Linked DNA regions of Homo sapiens: regions 2 and 3 are each linked to region 1. Evidence: read pairs that join two places in POLR2A ChIA-PET (ENCODE). Cell type or tissue: PC-9. All regions are shown on one strand. Region 1 has its middle 33 kb from the start of SPDYE3. Region 2 holds the start of POP7 (POP7 ribonuclease P/MRP subunit). Region 3 overlaps CNPY4 (canopy FGF signaling regulator 4).

The links. ChIA-PET counts read pairs that join two places held together with the same protein. Peaks named below come from ENCODE experiments on the same cell type or tissue, not always from the same donor. Only the 100,000 strongest peaks of a DNase experiment are listed, where the experiment ranks them.
Region 2: POLR2A ChIA-PET joins it to region 1 with 17 read pairs; 3 of 35 experiments call an interaction of 5 or more read pairs at or near these places.
Region 3: POLR2A ChIA-PET joins it to region 1 with 14 read pairs; 7 of 35 experiments call an interaction of 5 or more read pairs at or near these places.

What each region holds. Positions count from the first base shown.
Region 1 is chr7:100,273,803-100,276,302 of GRCh38, reverse strand. No RefSeq gene overlaps it. Among named protein-coding and RNA genes, the nearest start is that of SPDYE3, 33 kb to the left of the region's middle. In PC-9, no CTCF peak of the experiment used is centred here; no DNase peak of the experiment used is centred here.
Region 2 is chr7:100,705,022-100,707,521 of GRCh38, reverse strand. It overlaps POP7 (POP7 ribonuclease P/MRP subunit), which reads right to left and starts at 1,401. Exons shown (of 2, transcript NM_005837.3): 1 at 1,218-1,401; 2 at 36-701. The coding sequence starts at 691. The coding sequence ends at 269. RefSeq lists an enhancer at 1,793-2,062. In PC-9, CTCF peaks have their summits at 1,918 and 2,120 (motif pointing left); a DNase peak (open chromatin) is centred at 1,521; H3K4me3 peaks cover 2,500 bases; H3K27ac peaks cover 1,121 bases.
Region 3 is chr7:100,124,430-100,126,929 of GRCh38, reverse strand. It overlaps CNPY4 (canopy FGF signaling regulator 4), which reads right to left. Exons shown (of 6, transcript NM_152755.2): 5 at 2,299-2,416; 6 at 1,422-2,205. The coding sequence ends at 2,042. It also overlaps a transcript of TAF6 not described here. Among named protein-coding and RNA genes, the nearest start is that of MBLAC1, 1.3 kb to the left of the region's middle. RefSeq lists enhancers at 1-13, 724-1,393. In PC-9, no CTCF peak of the experiment used is centred here; a DNase peak (open chromatin) is centred at 1,189; H3K4me3 peaks cover 1,384 bases; H3K27ac peaks cover 627 bases.

The DNA.
Region 1 (2,500 bases):
TTAAGTCATAAAAGGCCATGTGGCTTCCAGCTGACTTTCTTGGCACATTTGCTCTCCAGACTCTCCCTGCAATGTCCTCTCTGGGAATCCAGCTGCCAAGCTGTGAGAAGCCCTAGCCCCATGGAGAGAGGCACCCATCAACCAGGCTTCAGACACAGAGTAAAGAAGCTTCCAGGCAACCCCAGCCCCCAGGCATCCAAATCACCGCCAGCATTCAAGCCTTTCCAAGTAAAGGCCAGATACCACAGAGCAAAGACAAACTTCTCACAGGCCCTGTCTGAATTCACAACCTATAGAATTCGTGAGTTCAGGCCAGGCACGGTGGCCCACACCTGTAATTCTAACACTTTGGGAGGCAGAGGTGGGAGAATCACTTGGGATCAGGAGTTTGAGACCAGTCTGGGCAACATGATGAAACCCCATCTCTACCAAAAAATACAAATATTAGCCAGGTGTGGTGGTGTGTGCCTGTAGACCCAGCTACTTGTGAGGCTGAGATAGGAGGATCGCTTGAGCCTGCAGGGAACCGTGATGACGCCACTGCACTCCAGCCTGGGTAAGAGTGAGACCCTGTCTCAAAAAAAAAAGTAGAATTCTCCCAGCACTTTGGGAGGCCGAGGCAGGCAGATCATCTGAGATCAGGACTTTGAGACCAGCCTGGCCAACATGGTGAAACCCCATCTCTACTAAAAATACAAAAAAATTAACTGGGCATGGTGGTGTGCACCTGTAATCCCAGCTACTCGGAAGGCTGAGGCATGAGAATTGCTTGAGGCGGAGGTTGCAGTGACTGAGATTGTGCCACGGCACTCCAGCCTGGGTGATGGAGTGAGGCTTCATCTCAAAAAAAAAAAAAAAAAAAGAATTCATGAGTTAATATAATGTCATTTCCTATTTTCCTTCCTTCCTGCTTTTTCTTTCTTCCTCTTTCTTTTTCTTTCTTTCTTTTTCTTTCTCTTTCTCTCTCTCTCTTGTTTTCTTTCATCTTTCTTTTCTTTCTTTCTTTCATCTTTCTTTTCTTTCTTTGGCTTTTCATTTCTTTCTTTTGTCTTTCTTTTCTTTCATTCTTTCTTTTTGACAGGGTCCTGCCTGGCTGCCCAGACAACAGTGCAGTGGTGCTATCACAGCTCACTGCAGCCTTGAACTCCTCAGTTCCAGTGATTCTCCTGCCTCAGCCTCCCAAGTAGTTGGGACAACAGGCATGTGCCACCATCCCCAGCTTTTTTTTTTTTTTTTTTAATGTTTTAAGACAGGATCTTGCTAGTCACAAACTCCTGGTCTCAAGCAATCCTCCCATCTCAGCCTCCCAAGTTGTTGGGATTACAGGCATGAGCCACCGTGCTTAGAGGCATAAGCCACTGCACCGGGCTATTTTGTCATTTTTCTCCACTAAGTGTGAGCTATGTAGTATATAGTAATTGTTACCAGACAAATCCCTGCTGCCTTCTCTGAAATCCCATCCATGCACCTTTTGCTCACTTCTGAACCTGAGCCATACACAGGTGTGATGTGCCTGCATCTTAGCCACAGGGAGGCTGCAGAAGCTCACCTTGTGAAGACAGGGCTTGTGACATGGGAAATCATCAAAATCTATGCTGGGTGGCCGCCATGCACAGAAGGCCACTAGGTCAGACGAAGTGTGGACTAACAGTAGCCTGTAACAGAAGGGACCTCCCCTCATCGCACCCTGCCCCATCATGATTTGAACCTCTCTAGAACCTGCCATGTTGAATTGGGTGCTGACTTCACTCTGCTTTTTTTTTTTTTTTTTTTTTTTTTGAGACAGAGTCTCACTCTGTTGCCCAGGCTGGAGTGCAGTGGCATGATCTCGGCTCACTGCAACCTCTGCCTCCCAGGTTTAAGCAATTCTCCTGCCTCAGCCTCCTAAATAGCTGGGATTATAGGTGCCCGCCACAACACCAAGCTAATTTTTTTGTATTTTTAGTGGAGGTGGGGTTTGGTTTCACCATGTTGGCCAGGCTGGTCTCAAACTCCTGAACTCAAGTGATCCGCCTGCCTCGACCTCCCAAAGTGCTGCCAAAATATTAGCATTTTGGCCAGGCACAGTGGTTCACATCTGTAATCCCAGCACTCTGTGAGGCTGAGGCAGGCAGATCACCTGAGGTCAGGAGTTCGAGACAAGCCTGGTCAACATGGTGAAACCCCGTCTCTACCAAAAATACAAAAATTAGCTGGGCATGATGATGCGCACTTGTACTCAGGAGGCTGAGGCAGGAGAATCGCTTGAATCCGGGAGGCAGAGGTTGCAATGAGCCAAGATCGTGCTGCTGCACTCCAGCCTGGGCGAGGGAGCAAGACTCCATTTCAAAAAAAAAAAAAAAAGGCCGGTGTGGGGGCTCATGCCTGTAATCCCAACACTTTGGAGGCCGAGGCGGGCAGATCACTTGAGGTCAGGGGTTCCAGACTAGCCTGGCCAACACAGTGAAACCCTGTCTCTGCTATAAAAAAATTAGCTGGGCGTGGTAGCGCATGCCTGTAA
Region 2 (2,500 bases), 430 kb before region 1:
ACAGGAAAGAATCAGTGGCAGTGGGATGGCAGGACACTAGTGCAACAGGATTTTTTATTTATATGGCAATAGTTACAGACCGCATACACACACTCAGGAAGGCCCACTAACTGGGCCCACCAAGAGACAATTACCCCCACCCTCAATGCAGAGTCCTTTGGGCTTCCAGGGAACAGGCCTTTTCTTACATGGCTCTGGTCCGAGGTCCAGTACTCAGCATGCGAAGAGCCATATCACGGAGGGGATAAGTGGAGGAGTGTCTTTTCAATTACTTGGGTGTGACCCTGAAGACTCGGATGTGGATGGCTGAGTTGTTGCGGATCCGAGTCAGTGGCTCCCGTGTGTCGGTCTCTGGCTCCAGCTCATCAACAAGCTCCACGGTGGAGGTATTGGCAGCCACCTGCAAGGACCCGAAGCTGCCCGCCTGCAGCTGCAGCGCGATGTTGATGGCGCGGTTGATGGCCAGGCCCAAGCCGTGAATGTAGATCTCAGAGCACGCGTTCTGACCCCGGGCCCCTCCGTCCAGCAGCTTCTGGCAGCGGGCCAGCTGGGCCTTAAAGTCCGTCTTCATGTTGACATAAATGTCATTGGGTCTCCGGGGCAGGCGGCTGGGAAGCCTTTTCCTAAGGGTGTATTCCACTGGATCCAGTTCAGCCTCCACAGCACCGCGGGGCTCTCGGTTTTCTGCCATGCTGTGTGCCCTGGCGTGGGAAAGGGACGCGATCAGAGGGCTCAGAGGGACCTCGAAGCCTTTCCTACCCCTTTTCCTGTACAAAGGGTGCACCTGGCCGGGCAGTGGCTCACGCCTGTAACCTCAGCACTTTGGAAGGTCGAGGCGGGAGGATCACTGGAGCCCGGGTGTTTGAGATCAGCCTGGGCAACATAGCAAGACCCTGTCTTAAGAAAAATTTTTTTAATTACCCGGGCCGAGGGGGGAGGATCGCTTGAGATCGGGAGTTCGAGGCTACAGTGAGCCGTGATCGCGCCCGCCACTGCACTCTAGCTTGGGAAACAGAGCAAGCCTCTGTCTCAAACAAAAACAAAAACAAAAATAAAGGGTGCACCCGAGAAGGGACACACTCGATGTCCCTGTTTCCTTCCGGCCCCTCGTCCTCTCCCACTCACCTCCAGATCCCGCGTCTCCCCACCCCCCGTTCCGATTCATTCATCGCGTCGCCCTCAAACTCGCGCCCCTCCGCCGCCCCTCCCGTGCTTACTCTCTTCGTTCCACAGGGCCCTCCAGGCGCGCGAGGCCCGCTCCCCGCCAGGCCACTCAAGGGTTCGCCGGCCAGCCCAAGTAACCGCGACCCCAGGTCCCAGAGAAAGAAGGATGTGGGTGCAAGCAGCCAGCCAGCTCGTGGGCGCCCTGCCCGCGCCGGGGTCCTGAACGGGCTGCGGAGTGCGCACGCGCGCCCGTACCCCGCGAGCTATGAATCGCCTTCCCGGCTTCCGTTCGCCCCGCCCCTTCCCTGAGCGCAAGGGCGACTGCGCGAGGCGTTTGAGAAACGCGAGACTTCCGGGCGTGACGGGATCTACACGTGTACGCCTCGGGAACTGGCGGGCGGCCGAGGGCGGGAACCAGGTCCGAGCCGGGGAGGAGCTAGAAAGGGCCGGGTCGGCGTCTCTAGGCCTGGCGGAGTTCCCGGCCGGCGGAGGGGTAGCGTAGGGAAGACACCTGGAGGGGAGGCTGTTCTAGGGGCAGGGTTCTTCCCCATGGGAGCAGGGAAGGGGCCGAGTTCAGGAGACCGCGGTCGCCAAGGGGCCTGAACTCCGCGTCCGTCGCAGCTCCTCTGGTCAGAAGAGGCCTGGGCAGGGCTGGCAGAACTGACCCCCTAGTCTAATGTCCCTGTGGCCCGAGGACCGAGGGGGAACTGAGGGACATAGCCGGTCCCCACCTCGCTGGAGGACAGCGTCCCGGGACTCCCCTGCAGTTCACGGGAAGCTGTCCGCCTCCTGTCTGTGCTGGGGACCCACGCTGTGAGCCCTAAGCCCAGGCTTCACGGGTCCCCAAGGAACGCTGACCCACCCACGCCCCTCAACCATCTCCCACCAGCTCTGCAGCAGGCGACCCCGGATCAGGGACTTGCCGCCCCCTGGCGGGCAAGGTGGGGAGGACGCGCGCCGGATTCGTGGCTCTCAGGCCAGTGGAGTGGGGGCTCTGCCCAGATGGGCATAGTTTCTGCAGAGTTCCCTTCTGAAATGAGTAGGACCTGCTGCACTGGGGACCTTGAACTACTCTGTTTGCCCAGCATTCAAATGGGGATGTTCACAACAGCTCCACCATATTGCACATGCATTTTATTGAATGGCTAGCTGTATAGCTTCTGTCTACAAACTTGCATGCATTTATTTTTGAGACAGGGTCTCTGTGGCCCAGGCTGGACTGCAGTGGTGTGATCTCAGCTCACTACAACCTCTGCCTACCGGGTTCAAACGATTCTTGTGCCTCAGCCTCTTGAGTAGCTGGAATTACAGGCGCACGCCACCGCACCCGGCCAGT
Region 3 (2,500 bases), 150 kb after region 1:
CGGCGCCTTCACCGTGTGCCCGAGGAGGCTGCCTGGCTGGGCTCCAGCCTCCTGGCGGTTCTCCGCTCCGCAACCCCAGCAACTTCTTTGCACTGCAGAATTTTGAAGCGCCATTAGCTTTGAGGAGGGTTCATGCTCAGTTGCCCAGGCAGGAGTGCAGTGGCGCGATCATACCTCACTGCAGCCTCAACCTCCTGGGCTCATGTGATCCTCCCGCCTCAGCGTCCCGAGTATCTGGGACCACAGATGCGCACCACCAAGCCCAGCTAAGGTTTCTATTTTTTCTTTCTCTTTTTTTTTGGAGACACGGTCTAGTTCTGTTGCCAGGACTGGTCTGGAACTCCTGGGCTCCAGCGATCCTCCAGTCTTGGTCTCCTGAAGTGCTAGGATTACAGGTGTGAGCCACCGCGCCTGGTCTTTTTTTCTTTTGAGACAGTCTCGCCCTGTCGCCCAGGCTAGAGTGCAGGGGCACCATCATAGCTCGCCCCAGTCTTGAACCCCTGGTTCTAGCGATCCTCCTGCTTCAGCCTCCTGGAGTGCTGGGAATACAGGCGTGCACGCCCCTCTAAATTTTTTTTGGTTTTTTTTGAGACGGAGTCTTGTTCTGTCGCCCAGGCTAGAGTGCAGTGGCGTGATCTCAGCTCACTGCAACCTCCGCCTCCTGGGTTCAAGCGATTCTCCTGTCTCAGCCTCCCGAGTAACTGGGATTACAGGCGCCCACCACCATGCGTGGCTTTTTTTTTTGAGACGGAGTCTCGCTCTATCACCCAGGCTGGAGTGCAGTGGCACGATCTTGGCTCACTGCCAGCTCCGCCTCCCGGGTTCCCGCCATTCTTCTGCCTCAGCCTCCCGAGTAGCTGGGACTGCAGGCGCCTGCCACCACACCCGGCTAATTTTTTGTATTTTTAGTAGAGACGGGCTTTCACCGTATTAGCCAGGATGGTCTCGATCTCCTAATCTTGTTATCCACCCGCCTTGGCCTCCCAAAGTGCTGGGATTACAGGCGTGAGTCACCGCGCCCAGCCGCCCGGCTAATTTTTGTATTTTTGGTAGAGACGAGGTTTCTCCATGTTGGCCAGGCTGCTCTCGAACTCCTACACTCAGGTGATCCGCCTGCCTCGGCCTCCCAAAGTGCTAGGATTACAGGTGTGAGTCACTGCGCCCAGCCTCCAGGCTGGTCTTGACCTTTTGGACTCAAGTGATCCTCCCATCTCCACCTCTGCAGTAACTGGGACTACAGGCGCTGCACCACCAGCCCTGCAGTCTTCTTTGTGTGTGTGTGTGTGTGTAGAATTGGGGTTTCACTATGTTGCTCAGGCTGGAGCTTGAGCTTAACAAGACAGCGGCCATTCTGGGTGCTGCCTCATCGACCAGCTAGCTATGTGTGCCCGGCTGTTGTTTGAAACTTTGGGCCCAGCTAGTTTTTAGAAAAAAAGAAAAAAGTTTAATAGCGATATAGAAAATTGAGCACCTATAAAACTATATGGTGGGCTCTGGGTTACATTGAGCTTAAGTAGACCAAGTATCTATCCCACCTAAATTATCAGCAACTCCAGGCCATGACCCAGTGTCCCATTCTCCTTCACGGTTTGCTGGTGTGTAGCCTCCTGGATACAGGCAATGTATATAGATCGCAGAGAATGTCCGTTCTGGCCTCTTCCTTGGAAGGGTCTAAAAACAGACCTTAAGGAGCTAAGTGACTTCCCCAAAGCCCACAGCTCCAGTGCCACTGCTGACTTTTGGGTGGGGGTGGGATCAGTTAAAGAGGAAAGCTTTCAGTACTGTCAGCACATACACCTGCCAATTAAGGGGCTGGATAGAGTTCATCTCTAGGAGCAGGACCTCCACCCCCACCCTCCACCCCAGAAGCCATGTCATGCTGTTTCACCAGGATCTTGCCTGAGGTTAGATGGGAGAGAACAGCTACAAGCTTGGGTGGAGTCACTCATAAACACACCCTGAAAGCTGTGGAGCAGGGAGAGTGCAGGCTTTAGAGGGCTCTCCATGATCCCTTCCCCTCCTGGGGGCTCAAAGGCAAGGGTCAAAGATCTTCTCGGTCAAGTTTGGGGTGGCTTCCTGTCTTGGTCATCTTGTCTCCCCCTTCCTCTTCCTCCTCTTCCTCCTCCTCCTCCTGCTCTTCCTCCCCTTCTGTTTTCTCTTCCCCATCTGTGATCTCCTTTCCAGTCCAAGTTTCCTGTAGACATGCTAGATCGGATGACAGAAAACAATTTAGATATTAGTCCTGGAGGCAGGGGAGGCTATGGCTTGGCAGGAGAGGAGTTCAACCCTTACGCTTACCAGTTTCAGCAGCTGGGAGCACATGACCTTCACAGAGAAAATTTTGTAGGGGCTGCTCCTGATGGTGGAAGTACCAGTCTCCCACAATGTCTTCAAACTCCTCCAACATGGTCTCACACTGGTCAAGTAGAAGGGCCAGAAGAGTATCTGCTCTGGAGGGATTTGGGATCCCGCCTGTCTTCTCTCCCTGCTCAACCTGACT